Regions from separate parts of the Mus musculus genome. Here region 1 is linked to region 2. Evidence: chromatin contacts called from ENCODE Hi-C or POLR2A ChIA-PET data. All regions are on one chromosome and are shown on one strand. The core of a region is the stretch at or near the end of the contact, and the rest is flanking DNA. Distances in the headings are between cores, read along the strand shown.

The links. A loop is a pair of places that touch in the nucleus more often than their neighbours do. ChIA-PET counts read pairs that join two places held with the same protein, here RNA polymerase II (POLR2A).
Region 1: POLR2A ChIA-PET joins it to region 2 with 19 read pairs in embryonic stem cell. The contact joins the promoter of 1810063I02Rik here to the promoter of Rasd1 in region 2. A Hi-C loop is called at or near these places in 1 of 37 maps with a recorded cell type or tissue (T-helper 2 cell). POLR2A ChIA-PET finds 5 or more read pairs at or near these places in 4 of 5 experiments (Patski and embryonic stem cell).

What each region holds. Positions count from the first base shown.
Region 1 is chr11:59,918,613-59,926,078 of GRCm38, reverse strand. It overlaps 1810063I02Rik (RIKEN cDNA 1810063I02 gene), which reads right to left and starts at 4,580. Exons shown (of 2, transcript NR_130986.1): 1 at 4,472-4,580; 2 at 4,190-4,354.
Region 2 is chr11:59,963,044-59,969,957 of GRCm38, reverse strand. Rasd1 (RAS, dexamethasone-induced 1) reads left to right here and starts at 5,014. Exons shown (of 2, transcript NM_009026.5): 1 at 5,014-5,438; 2 at 5,592-6,777. The coding sequence starts at 5,153. The coding sequence ends at 6,148. Med9 (mediator complex subunit 9) reads right to left here. Exons shown (of 2, transcript NM_138675.3): 2 at 6,652-6,914.

The DNA.
Region 1 (7,466 bases), core at 3,331-5,830, 43 kb after region 2:
TCCTGTTGAGCAAGCTTTAAATCCAATTAGATAGCTGTTGGTTTCTGCCAAGATATAAGAGCCACTAATGCAGCATGACCTTGCCTTGTTGGTCGTTGCTATGGCTGAAGGCATCACAGCTGGGCAGGACTATTGCTTACTTTAGCAGCTTCCATAGCACTTCCAAGATTGAGGAAGCTGGTCCTCCGGGAGGAGGCTCTCGGCAACCTCCAGCTCAGCTCCTCCAGGTCCTCTGTCCTAAGTCATGGTGTATCAGCCATAGGGAGTCACCTTCAACCTCAGAGAGACAACCAACTGCAAGCTTGTATTGTTTTGGGGAATCTCTTAAATTCCTCCAGCCAACAACTTGAGAGGGGGCTTCTCACGCGTGGTGCTGGGATATTTGTTAGATAGTCTATGGCTCTTAGGAAAAGCATTGTCAGTTCAAGGGGCTTGTAAAAAAATAATCCATTTGTTCCTTCCCAGCCCCTGCTCCGGGAATGATGACTCTGAGATTAATTATTTCTTAATAAATACCTAAGCCACAAGCTTAGGCTATCCCCTGACTAGCTTGTGACATATTTAACCTATTCAAACTATTCTGTTTTCCACATGGTAAGTTACCTCTCCTTCAGTGTGAGCTGCTTCTTCCTTGGAGTCTTCCTCAACACCCCTCTTATTCTAGCTCAGATCGCTCATTATTTTCTCACGATTTCCCAGAATCCTCTCTCTTCCTGCCAGTGTCCCACCTCCTATTTCCTGCCTCACCTCATTGGTCATGGGCTATTTTATTGTTACTTATATGAGATTCTCTCTACAGTGGGTTAACTTCATTTAAACTACACACACACACACACACACACACACACACATGGTGTGTGTGTGTATATACATATATATACTTAATATCTTGAATTGATTTCCTTCCCCCAACCCCAATTAGAGCCTCTATTTTCCTATTCCCCACTTCCTACTCTTAATTAAGTCCCTCCCACTCACCTGTAATCTTGGTGCACAGGCCTGAACCTTCTGAGTATGATCTCTGAATCTGGGGCTGACTGATTACAATCTCTACTTCTAGGCTTGCATACTTGAGACATGCATCTTAATCCCCAGAGCGTATTAAACCGTGCGGTGCTGAGCCACACTTATCTAACTTCACATCCTGACTGAGCCTGAACACTTGCGTTCTGAACAAGTTCTTAGCTGCTGCTGCTGCTGCCACTACCAGCCAAAGACTATACAGGAGAATGGCACTCCCTCAGACATAAGGGGGCTGGACTGTGTCTACACTCCCCCAGCACACTTGGTTGCTTCTGTGGTGACGTGCTAAATGTGGAGGCAAGCACCCCCACCCTCACCCCAAACACACATGCTTGCACTTGGCATGTCTCAGGGATTTTGCTGGACATGGAATCTGACTCAAATCTGTCTGCAGAGAGCTGCAGTGGAGGCCTATAGCCATTGCCCAAGAGAGACCAATTGGGTCTCTACTCAAAGGACACAATCCTGTTCTCATGTGCCATGGGGACTCATCACTGAAGCTGATCTGTAGTGGCTCCTTCTGGGTCCTTCCTTCTACCACCACCTGCCACCTGCCAGTTGTAGTGCTAAGTGGCTGGGACAGTTCCCAAGTCTGGATGAAGTAAGATGATCAGTAGACAAGCGAGCTGCAGGTGGTTAGAAGCTGCGTTCCCATGCTTTGTATTCATGAGCAAGAACAGAACCAACAGAATGTATGAGCAGCTGTAACTAGTGGTTGTTAAGGCTGGGGAGATGGCTCAGTGGGTAAAACAAATCACAAGGGTCCAAGTTCAAATCCCCAGAGCCCATGCAAAAGCCAGTGTTCCTACAGGGAGAACTCCCAGAGGCGGATAGGGCAGCAAGAATTAGAAAATAAAAGACCCTGTCTCAAACAAGGTGGAAGGTGAGAACTGCAGCCTGAGATCATACTCTGACCTCTGACCTCCATGCAGGAGCCACGGCATGAGCAAACATGAATATACATGCATACAAACATACATGTATGCATACATACATACACATATAAATATACACTAAATAAATAAATTAGCATACACTAGCAAGATTTTATCGAAAGGACCCAGATGTAGCTGTCTCTTGTGAGACTATGCCGGGGCCTAGCAAACACAGAAGTGGATGCTCACAGTCAGCTAATGGATGGATCACAGGGCTCCTAATGGAGGAGCTAGAGAAAGTACCCAAGGAGCTAAAGGGATCTGCAACCCTATAGGTGGAACAACATTATGAACTAACCAGTACCCCGGAGCTCTTGACTCTAGCTGCATATGTATCAAAAGATGGCCTAGTCGGCCATCACTGGAAAGAGAGACCCATTGGACACGCAAACTTTATATGCCCCAGTACAGGGGAACGCCAGGGCCAAAAAGGGGGAGTGGGTGGGTAGGGGAGTGGGGGTGGGTGGGTATGGGGGACTTTTGGTATAGCATTGGAAATGTAAATGAGCTAAATACCTAATAAAAAATGGAAAAATAAATAAATTAATTAATTAAAGATGGAGATATTAGACTGGCTCACACCAAGGGAGGAGAGTGTAGCAAAGGTGCCACTCCTCCCTAAGCACTATCGGGGAACAGAAAGGGGAGGAGCAAAGGCATATTCCCAGTGACCTCATTTCCACCCACTAGGCCACACTCTTAAAGGTTCCACCATCTTCCCGTAGTGCCTCAGGCTTGGAACTGAACTTTCAGCACATGGGCTTTTAGGGACATTTCAGATCCGACACAGTAGAGCTCTGTGAATTTTCTAAGATTTTTCCTGTTCAGTCCATTTGACCAGAATTTACCATCACAGATCCTTTCCTCCCCCGGCCAGTTCAGGGACTTCCAGAATACCACCCTGTTTGGCCTGGGAGCAGACCCGTTCCCAGAAAGGAAGCCTCCTTCATCTACCAACAGGGTAGGCCCTTACATGGCTGCACCCGGCTAACCTGTGGACCCTGACTTCAGCCCTGTTCATGCAGGTTGGAGAGCTGCTCTTAGCTTGCTTCCCCCAGCCCTAGCTAGCTTCCTCATGGACATGTTAACTGGTAACCCACTTGCACTGGCTGGTTTTGTGTATCAACTTGTCACAAGCTGGAGTTATCACAAAGAAAGGAGCCTCCCTTGAGGAAATGCCTCTGTAAGGCCCAGCTATAAGGCATTTCCTCAATTAGTGATGAGGTAGTGTGAGGGCCCAGCCCATTGTGGGTGGTGCCATCCCTGGGCTGGTGGTCCTGGGTTCTATAAAAAAGCAAGCTGAGCAAGCCAGTAAGTAACATCCCTCCATGGCCTCTGCATCAGCTCCTGCTTCCTGACCTGCTTGAGTTCCAGTCCTGACTTCCTTTGGTGCTGAACAGCAATGTGTAAGTATAAGCTGAATAAACCCTTTCTTCTCAACTTGCTTCTTGGTCATGATGTTTGTGCAGGAATAGAAACCCTGACTAAGACACCACTTACAGATAAAGCTCAAAAACAGGTAAAATCCAGTTAGAGATTGCACCTGCAGGGCAGAGAGCCCCAGAGCCATTGGGTGCTGCCTTCTGGCTTCAAGTCTGAGTTCTGATTCCATGGGTATATTTGCTAACAGGCAGTGCTATGAATGTATATAAGATAATTAAATTTAAATCTGAGTTTAAAATTTTTTATTCATTTATTTAGTATGTGTTTGTGTGTGTGTGTGTGTTGTGTGTGTGTGTGTAGATCAGAGGACAGCCCATGAGAATTGGTTCTCTCCTTCTACCATGAAAGTGACAGGGATCAAGCAAATAACCATGCGTGGTAGCAGGTGTCTTTACCCACAGCAGCATCACACTGGCCCTGAGTTTGACATTTTTAAAAGGGCATGTGGAGTGGCTCACGGAAGATCTAGAGTCAGAGAGTTGAGGCCCAAGAGACACAGACAGGGTCCAGAACACCGTCCCCAATCATGGCTTGGACGGAGAAAGGGCTTGGGCTCCTGTTACTGTCAGGTGTTTTACTGAGGACCGGGTCCCCGCTCCTCACGCCAAGCTCAGGGCCGGTGTGCTTTGCTCCCTGGCCTTGGTGTAGACCTGTGACAGAGGTCAGGTGGGCTCCACGTGCTGAGCTTAAGACTCCCCAGCGCCCCAGAGAGAGGCCTGGGGAGAACTGGGAACATGGCCTTTGTTTCCAATCCCCAGAGATTCCAAGCTTTCGTCAGAGCTGAGGTTCATGGTTACGAGCCTTTTATTTTTTTAATCCTAGAAATGTTTCAAGGGGACCAACCAGCTCTCCTGTCCCATCAGCTTCTGTCAGTTCAAATCTCGGTCTCGGAGTCAGCATCCCACATCTCTGGCTCTGACCTCCTCCCTGTCAGGCACTGTGGTAACCATGGTCTGAAAGAAAAAAAACAACAACAACTTTTAAAGGTTTTTAAACTTTATTGTTAAAATAACTTAAAATAAATCAGCCACATACCCAAATTAACCAGACCCTGAGTTTAGACAACTCACAGCTGGCTGAATAGGTACTCAGGATGGAAGCTGTGCCGGCTGGTTTATGTCAACTGGACACAAGCTAGGATCGCCGGAAAGGAGGGAACCTCAGCTGAGAAAATGCCTCCGTAAGATCTGTGGGGCAGCTTCTTAATTGGTGATTAAAGTGGGAGGGTCCAGCCCGTTGTGGGTGGGGCCACCCCGTCAGGTGATCCTGGGTAGGGGAAAGCCAGTGAGCAGCACCTCTCCATGGTCTCTGCCTCAGCCTCTGCCTCCAGCTTCCTGCGCTGCTGGAGTTCCTGCCTTGGTTTCTCTCAGTGGGCTGTAATTCAAGATGTGTAAGCCAGACAAACCCTGTCCTCCCCAGCTTGGTCCCGGTGTTTCATCTCAGCAATTATAATCCTACCTAGGGACGCTGTGGGACTTCTCAGTGAACTTTATCTTTCACTATCAAATATACTTTAGGTGTTTGTTTATCCACTACCAAAACCAAAAGAATAAATCTTATGACGGAGTTAGAACTAGAAAAACAGATTTATATTCTCTCTCTTAGGTCGCATTCTTTCCTTGCATTCAGCCCTCCTTTCCCGTGGTGTTCAGCCTTTCTCGTTCTCTCTTCTCCATATCATACTGTACCGGCAGGCACGCTTGTTTGCATGTGTGTGTATAATATTTGCTAGATTCACCATATGAAGAGGACATGGGGCTTTTTCTTTCTGAGGCTGTGTGACCTCACTGGATATTATACATTTTAAGGCCATCTGTTTTCTTGCAAATTTTTATTTCACTTTTCTTTAGAGCTGAGCAATAATCCATTATATATAATACATGATATATTATATTCCATTACATATGTATATACACACACACACACACACACACACACACATATATGTTTCATTATTGGCTCCTCTGTTGATTCCAATTTTTTGCCATAGTGAATTAAACAGTAATTAACACAGTGGTGCACATATCTATAGGGTGGGTGTGGTTTGGTGGGTGTATACCCAGGAGTGGACTAGTTGGGTCACGTGCTAGTTCTGGTTTTATTTTTATTTTTTGAGACCTCTCTGCAGCGGTTTCCACGGGGCTGTATCAGTTTGCATCCTCAACAACAGTGAATTCTCTTCAATGGTGAATTAAGAGTTCCTGTTTCTCCACATCCTCTCCAACGTTTGTGGTCAGATTTATTGACAAACGCCATTTGGACTGGGGTTAGGTGGTACCTCAAAGTAGTTTTGATTGGCATTCCCTAATGGTGGGGGTATTGGATAATTTTAAAAATAGTAAATTGGCCATCTGTCTGTGTGTCTTTTTAAAAATCTGTCTATTCAGTTCATTTGTCCATTTGCTGGTTGGCAGTTTTATTCCCTTGGCGTTTAATCTCCACAGTTCTTTCTAAGTTCTGGACATTATCCCCTCTCTGAAGTGTACTGGGTACCGATTTTCTCCCCTTCTCTGGGCTGTCTGTTAACTGCTGACTGTGTCCTGTGCAGAGAACTGTCATTCTCCTGTTCCTATCAGTTGATGGTGGAGTTAGTTCCTGTGCTGCTGGTATTCTGTTTAAAACAGTCTTGCCTTCCCCAGTCTCCTGAGGGGTATTCATAGCCTGTGTTTTCTTCTAAAGTTTCAGGACTTTTAGATTTTACCTTAAGGGTTTTTATCCATTTTGAACTGGGTTTTGTACAAAGTGAAGGATATAAATCTAATTTAATCCTCCCGCAGGTGGAGCCAGCTCTGCCAGCACTGTTTATTGGCTAGACTAGCTCTTTTTCCAAAACATGTTTTTGCCTCCTTTGCCAATTTGAGTGGCCCAGCCTGGCTATTTTATTTCCAAATCCTCTGTCCTATCCCATGGGACCTAAGGGAAAACCTAGTGCCATTGTTCTGCTAAAGAAACATGGGGGGGGGGGAATAAAAACCCTAATCTAGTGCCCCTTTTATCTCTTCTAATGAGTTTCAGTTTACATTGTCCATTTGCTTGGGATGTTTTTTTCCGTTTGATATCAAGTGTCTGGGTGTCATTGCTGGCTAAGTGTGTTTCTTGGAGAGAGCAGATAGTTGGTTCTTATCTCTAAATCCAGTTCTTTAATCCGTATCTCTTTAGTGCTGAGCAGAGGACATTTGTATTAAGGTTATTGTAGAAAGGGCTTCGCTATTTTCTGTAAATGTGTTAGGTGAGGTTCTGTTTTGCTAGATTATTGCTTTTTCTCTTTGTTCCCATAATAGTTCCGAGGTTTTGCTGAGCTCCCATGCCAGGTGTGTTTGCTTCTTTCCCAAGCCTGGCTTGTCCATCTATAGTCAGGTCTTCGTTCACCTTCCTCCGATGATGTGTTCCACTGAGGACTTTATGCAGGCTGGCCTTAATTTGCGTTTGTCTTCAAATACCTTGCTTTCTCCACTAATTTTGAAAGATCACTTTGTAGGCTATGACATTTCTGGATCACAGTTGTTCACTTTGAGAATTTGAAAGGTCTCACTCACTCTCTTCTGGCTTTCCTTGTTGCTGGTGCGCAGTCCTGGTGACTTGGTATTGCTGCCTTTGTGTGTGAACTGTCTTTTTCTCCCGTTAACTAGGCTTATTTTTTTTACTTTGTACTTTTGATATCCTGATTATAGTATGCCATGGCCAATTTCTTTTCTGGTCATGTCTATGTGCATTTTTTGCTTTTGTTGTTGTTGTTGTTGTTTTGGTTTTGGTTTGGTTTGGCTTGGTTTGGTTTGGTTTTTTTGAGACAGGGTTTCTCTGTGTAGCCCTGGCTGTCCTGGAACTCACTTTGTAGACCAGGCTGGTCTAGAATTCAGAAATCCGCCTGCCTCTGCCTCCCAAGTGCTGGGATTAAAGGCGTGCGCCACCACTGCCCGGCTGCTTCTATGTACATCTTAATGTGTGAAAACCCGCTCTTTGAAAATTTGGGAATTTTTTTTTTACTATCATTTTACTAAATGGTGTGTCTGTTTCATTCAGTTTTACTTCTGATCATTCATCTAAACCATGAACTCCCAGGATTGG
Region 2 (6,914 bases), core at 3,765-6,264:
CACAGAGGTCTATCAGATTAAATTGCACTATCATTCCACCAAGATTGTCACCTAATGGCAAGATATAGCGGACACCCCCTACGTTCATCTGAGGTGGGTAAAATCTGCTGGAGATGGGATGTGTGTAGCTGAGCTTTTGCTACGTTGTGGGTTCTTCTCACACCCTTCTCCACCCTTTTTCTTCTACCCTTTCAAGTACCTAACTCTAGAGGAGGGAAAAAATTGATAGACAGGAAAGGAAAGAGACCCCTGAATGAAGTCAGGGGCTGGAAAGGGGGCGATGTTATCCCTAGATGATTTCCTGCTGATTAGGGACATCGAGGTCTTTGGGGCAAGTTTTATCTTCACCATTAGGATTTCTAATTTCTTCTTTGCACACGTCTAACGAACAGCAACCAACAACCCACCAAACCCACCTATTGGGGCTCTAGCATTTATACACCCTCTGAAAAGTCCCCCCAGAACTCCAAACATCACAGTCACAAAAACTATCTGCAGCTGGCAAAACCACACCCCTGCCAGAGCACGAGGCAAATCATTGCCACCTGCTGTGTATAATCTGAAGCAGATTGTCCAACCCATATCACGCACCTGGGATTAAAACAAAAACACATTCTTATAATATTTCAATTAAAAAAAGACCCCAAATTCCAGAATTCTCACTACAGGGGTACGTAGGCAGAGCACAAGTGACCAAGAAGGTGGGTCACAAGGTGACTTTTGGCATCAGAGGAAGCCAAAGAACAGCTTCCTCTGCTCTTTGTCACTGTGTGACCATTAGCAGCTAAGACCACCCTGACCTCCAGGACTCCGGGCTTCTAATGGGTGGCTTAGGGATAGCTAAGCTTGCTGGACTTTGAGGTGATTATCCCAACTCACCAGAGACCCTCACCTCCTTAGTCTCAGCTGTGTTTCTTTGCCAGGGTGCCTCACTGACCCAGAAAACCTTGTGAGATTTGGGGATCCAGACGATCAGCCTGTGCCTGTTCCAGCCCTGGGCTATCTAGTCCTGGGGCTCATGAGACAGCATCTAAGGCTGCCTCCCTCTCCTGACATCCTGTTGTCACCCAAGGCTCACATGGGCTTTTACAAGTGCCCCGGGCTTGCCACCTAACTGTGCACAGGTCTCCTGCCTCACATTTCCAGGCCCTCTGAGGAGGCCTGGGCTTCCCCTCCCAGCCCCAGGCCAGAGCATTGGCTGGAGACCCTGGTTGGGCAGACAAGAACCACACCTTTTATTAGTATGGCCCAGAGCCTTGTTGCCCTGGGCCCATGACAGAGTCTAGGGCTGTCATCCTGAGCTCTGTCCCTCCCTCATACCCCTTCTGGTGGCGAAAAGTGCAAAGACCACTGAAGCAAGAAGTCTTTACCTGTTTCCTCACTGTAGAGAGTACCATGCACGCCCTATCCAGAAGCTCAGGCAGGTGTCCTGGTAAGGCCTGGCTAGAGAAGCATTGGTACCCTTGGCACCAAATGGGGCAGAGATGCCCCCTTTGCCACTGGTGTCCTCTTGTCCAGTCCCCTGCACCAAGAGAGGCTCAGCTCTATCACTGGCATCCCCGCATGTACCTGTTGGCTCAGTTGCAAGGCTGTGGGTATGGGCAGAGGGAAGAGGCAGCCCCAGCTCCCTGACTACTGGGTGGAGGCAGCAGTCAAGGCAGACATGGAGGTCATATAATTTCAGAGAGGAGAAGAGGCTGCAGAGGGATCTGAGGAGAGAAATGAGACCACAGAGCATGGGTGTCCTCTTCATACACCCACATGTGTCTGATGTGACTGGGCACATGTGTCTGAACCCCAGTGTGTCCCTTGGAATCCAGCAGGAGACAGGGATGGGATGGAGCCCACCAGGAGTGAGCTGGTTGCCAGAGAGCTGGGGCTGCCTCCTGACTGCTGGCTGTGTTGTTTCGAACCCACATGAAGCCAGTACATACTGTTGGGCACAGTATGTGTGTTGGGCACATAGTAGGGCAAGTTGGGGGCACATAGTAGGGCAAGCTGCTTACCCAATGGCCAAGAAGTAAAGGGTAAATGAGAAAGGGGTTGGGGTCCTACAACCACATTTCAAAGGCTCCCTCACAATAATCTAAAGACTACCCACCAGGCCCCACAGGAAGTGGAGCAGAGACAACCTGTGGGGTCCTCTTGCAGGCACAAGTAGGATTGGCCCCTGTGGGTAATGTGGTGGCACCCGATGCCCTTCTTTGTGACCCAACTTCAAAGAACCTTCTGAGTCCTCTCTGCCTCTGGATGAGGCTGTGTGGCTGGCATTTCCAGCTTACAGACCCTTGGCTTCCGCTGGACTCCCCTCAGCATTTGATCAGTTGGTAAGAGTTCTGTTCTGAGCAGGAAGCCTGACACTGCTACAAACCTGTGTGGTAAGGAAACATCACAGTGACTTCCAGAGTTTCTGGGAAAGGGATGCACATGCTGTCCCCTGTGGAGCAGTGGCCTGGGGGGACACAGATGGTAGTTGGGATTATGTGGGACAGCACTGCCTGTCTTTCAGACCCCTCAGTGTTCTTGCGACCGGAGACTTGCTGGCAGAGGCTGTGTGACTGTGCGCCTGGAGGATGGAGTCTTCCTGACAGGGTGTTTGAGCTGGGTAAATGAACCTCGGAGGTGGCAGGAAACCACCAGTGTCTGCCAGTCACCTTGCATCTAGAAGGGACTGAGGCAAGATGTCAGGCCCAGTCGTGACACTGACAGTGGAAGGAGAGAGGGCCATGAATCTAAGCTGAGCCTTGGCCATCTGGATGTCTGTGGGTAGAGCTGGACCATAGCTTTGATTCTGCCATCCCTCCTCCTCCTCCTCCTCTTCCTCCTCCCCTTCCTCTTCCTCCTCCTCCTCCTCTTCTTCTTCTTGGTTTTGCTTTTTTTTGTTTTTTTGTTTTTCGTTTTTTGTTTTTTGTTTTTTGTTTTTTTTTTTGTTTTTTTTTTGGTTTTTCTGAGACAGGGTTTCTCTGTGTAGCCCTGGCTGTCCTGGAACTCACTCTGTAGACCAGGCTGGCCTCGAACTCAGAAATCCACCTGCCTCTGTCTCCCAAGTGCTAGAATTAAAGGCGTGCACCACCTCTGCCCAGCTCATCCCTCTCTTCTTATTCCTTGGATTTTCCTGGGACTGAAGACTCAGGGGAATGGTGACATTGGCTCTGCCCATCCTGAGTCAGAGCCCCAGCCTTCCACACAGTGCCTTCTGGAGGCAGAGGAGAAGGGCCTCAGCCGGGTGCGCAGCCATTACTTGCCCCCTTAAGAGGCCTCTTCCTGCAGTGACACTCTATGCTTATTACTGAATGCAGCAGTCCTGTGTTTGGCTGAGGCACAGGTCCTTCTCCCAGATGAGGGCAGACACCCCAGGTGAAGGGAGGGGAGCAGGGGCAAGGGCAGGAACCAGGAGGTGAAGGACTCACCCCAACTGGCCTGTCCTAGATCTAGCTGATGAGTCCCGGGTTCCTCAATTGATATGGATGTAGAAGCAGCCTGGGAGGAAGGGGAGTGAATATGGATATCCTGCTAGATTGAAACGGGCCAGACAACCGCAGCAGCCTGTGTAGTGGGCTCTGTTGTGGGGGCACAGGCAGAGGGGAGGAAGGGAAGACTGGGAGCCAGGTGGCCAGCAGCGTGCTTCCCTGTGCTTCAGTTCCCCCATCTGTTAAATGCAGAGTGTTGCTTCTCTGTCTCCAGGGAGAGCATTATCATTTAGCACAGGGACCACCAAATCAATACACCTACGTTGCATGGGCTCCAGGCAGGATGCCCACTGCTGATCTAGAGACTGGGTTTCTGTTGAAATCCTGGATCATAGTGCAAGCATCTGGATGGGTGGGAATGACTTTAGCCCTGCCTGTGGGACACCAAGACTGCCTGGATGGGCAAGGGGCATTTGTCAGCCACTCGGTCTCTGGGCCTCTCCTAAATAAGACGAGGTCAGAGCAGAATAAACACAGCTCACCTGTGTCGTCAGTTACAAGCAGCAGACGCGTCCCGTTTCTCCTCAAGCATCACTCAGTCCTGGTTACTGATCAACCTGCCACCGGCTTCCTCCCCTAGGCAGCCTCCCTGATACTATACTTTTATTGTTCTGACCAGGCCCTGGTCTCGGAACGTGTTTGTACTTAATCTTTACAATCAAGGAACCAGTGTCATCTTTCAGAAAGGGAAACTGAACTACAGTGAAGGTTGTGCTTCCAGGCCTCCTCTGAGATCATCGGCCCCAGTCAGCCACCTCAGTGCAAAATGACGATGAATTGGCCCACGAGAGGGGAAAGTCCCGAAAGCCATAGGAGGCTGTAGGTACTCTGGCCTGTTTTGATTTTTTTTTTTTAAAGGGGCTTGTCTCGAAGTATGAAGTCAGGTACAGACTCTCCTCTACTGAGGTCCCCATCGATCAGATTCTCTCTAGTTGGGAAAGTAGAGCACAGGAAGTCCATGACAGCGCTCCCCGTCAGGGTCCCCAGCCAGCCTCCTGCCCCTCTCCAGAGTGGCCACAACCTTAGGCATCCCAGCGGGTCCGTGGGGCTCCCTGCTTCCCTCTGGTGGCTGAAGCGCAAAGCGCGGACGATAACATAGAAAACCCACAAACACCGGACACTAAGCCCAGGAGAGCACCAAGAGTCCGGGGACCTAAGGGGTTGGCCCTGGGGCAAATGTCCAGCAAATCTGTTGCTATCATCAGATAATATTTTTTGGGGAAACTAAGGCCCAAGAAAAGTGGGTGTCTGTGCACTAGTGTTAAGAGAATGGAGATCCCAGAGGTAAGTGAATCAAAGGCACAGCCAGGACCTCTGCGGCCAAAAGTGGGAAGCGCCGGATCCCACTGGCCGTAGTTTGGATTTAGTTTTCCTTTCAGCGCACGTAGGTCTGAAGAGGAGCCTCAGGCTCCAAGGCGGAGGTCGCTGCGTCTAGGAGGAGCTGGGCGCGTCCGGGGGCGGGACGTGACGCACCTTAGCTGGGAGGTGCCTGGCCGGGCTTCGGCCAACTGAATATAAGGGCGGTGTGGGGCGCGGAAAGCCTGAGCCTGCTGTCTGTACCCAAGAGCCCAGACCAGCTCGCGCAGTCCCGAAGCCAAGCTCTTCCGTCACTCCGGAGTTCTCTGCAGCCCTCTCTCTACCTTCTCTCGGCCACGCATCCGCCCCTGGGGCCCCTCTACCCAATGAAACTGGCCGCGATGATCAAGAAGATGTGCCCAAGCGACTCTGAACTGAGTATCCCGGCCAAGAACTGCTACAGGATGGTCATCCTCGGCTCATCCAAAGTGGGCAAGACGGCCATTGTGTCGCGCTTCCTCACGGGCCGTTTCGAGGATGCTTACACCCCTACCATCGAGGACTTCCACCGAAAGTTTTACTCGATCCGCGGCGAAGTCTACCAGTTGGACATACTGGACACATCCGGCAATCATCCGTTTCCCGCCATGCGGCGCCTCTCTATCCTCACAGGTGAGTGGGGAGTCGACGGGGATAGGGGGACCGGAGTCTTGAGGGGAGTGGATGGGGCTGGTGTGTTGTGCTTGGGGCTTGCCCCTTCACCTGGGGTGTCTGCAGCTCTGTGCCTGGCAGCTGTCCTCACCTTTCCCACTCGTTCCCTTATAGGAGACGTTTTCATTCTGGTGTTCAGCTTAGACAACCGCGACTCATTCGAAGAGGTGCAAAGGCTCAAACAGCAGATCCTAGACACCAAGTCCTGTCTCAAGAACAAAACCAAAGAGAATGTGGACGTGCCGCTGGTCATTTGCGGTAACAAAGGGGACCGGGACTTCTACCGGGAAGTAGAGCAGCGGGAGATTGAGCAGCTGGTGGGTGACGACCCTCAGCGTTGTGCCTACTTCGAGATCTCAGCCAAGAAGAACAGCAGCTTGGACCAGATGTTCCGTGCGCTCTTTGCCATGGCCAAGCTGCCTAGCGAGATGAGCCCCGACTTGCACCGCAAGGTATCTGTGCAGTACTGCGACGTACTGCACAAGAAGGCTCTGAGGAACAAGAAGCTTCTGCGTGCGGGCAGCGGAGGCGGGGGCGACCACGGCGATGCCTTTGGCATCTTGGCGCCCTTTGCTCGCAGACCCAGCGTGCACAGCGACCTCATGTACATTCGTGAAAAAACCAGTGTCGGCAGCCAGGCTAAGGACAAGGAGCGCTGTGTCATCAGTTAGGAGCCCCCAGGGTCAGCCACACAACCTGAGGACCTTTTTTGTTCAAAAGTCAAATCGGATTCCTGGACTAGCGGTCCGTGCCACAGGAGCGCCAATTGGCCTTCTCCTTCCCTCCCTGAGACCCAGCCCGGGGAGACCAAGCCAGTAAGGGACAGTCACCTGCTGTGAAAGGAAAGAGAACTAGCTAAGACAGGAGCTGTCACCTCCGATTCTGGGATGCCAGGACCCAGCAGAGGGGCGCTTGGCATTTTTCTCAAGAGGTTTGAGAAAAAGCGTGTGAAGTTCATCAGCCTGTGAGACTTAAAGTAACTGTCCTGCTCGCTTCAGGGCAGGACTAATAATAGGGCATTATCTTGTCTGTGATTGGTGTTGCCATGGCCGCTGTCAGCCACCTCTGTCCTCAGCAAACTGGAAACTTTGGCTGGAGGTGGGGGGGGGGGGTGTTCAATCATAGCCAAGTGACTTGTTTACATGTGTGTGTGCAATTACCCAAAAGAAAAACAAAACACAAAACTTGCACTTTAATAGTTCCAGTGTCAATGTGACATGAACAAAATCTCTACATTTCTATTGTGTGAGGTCTTTATTATTATTTTTTATTTAAAATAAAATAATTTAGAAACGGAAAATGGTGCTTTGCTTTTAGGTTTCCTGCCTCAGTGCTCAGTGCCAGTGGCCAAGAACTGGAGAGGGACCTGGCTTTCGGAAAATGGCCTCCCACTTCCAAGTGGGACCTGCTCTAGACCTCCTGGCTCTGTTTACCCTC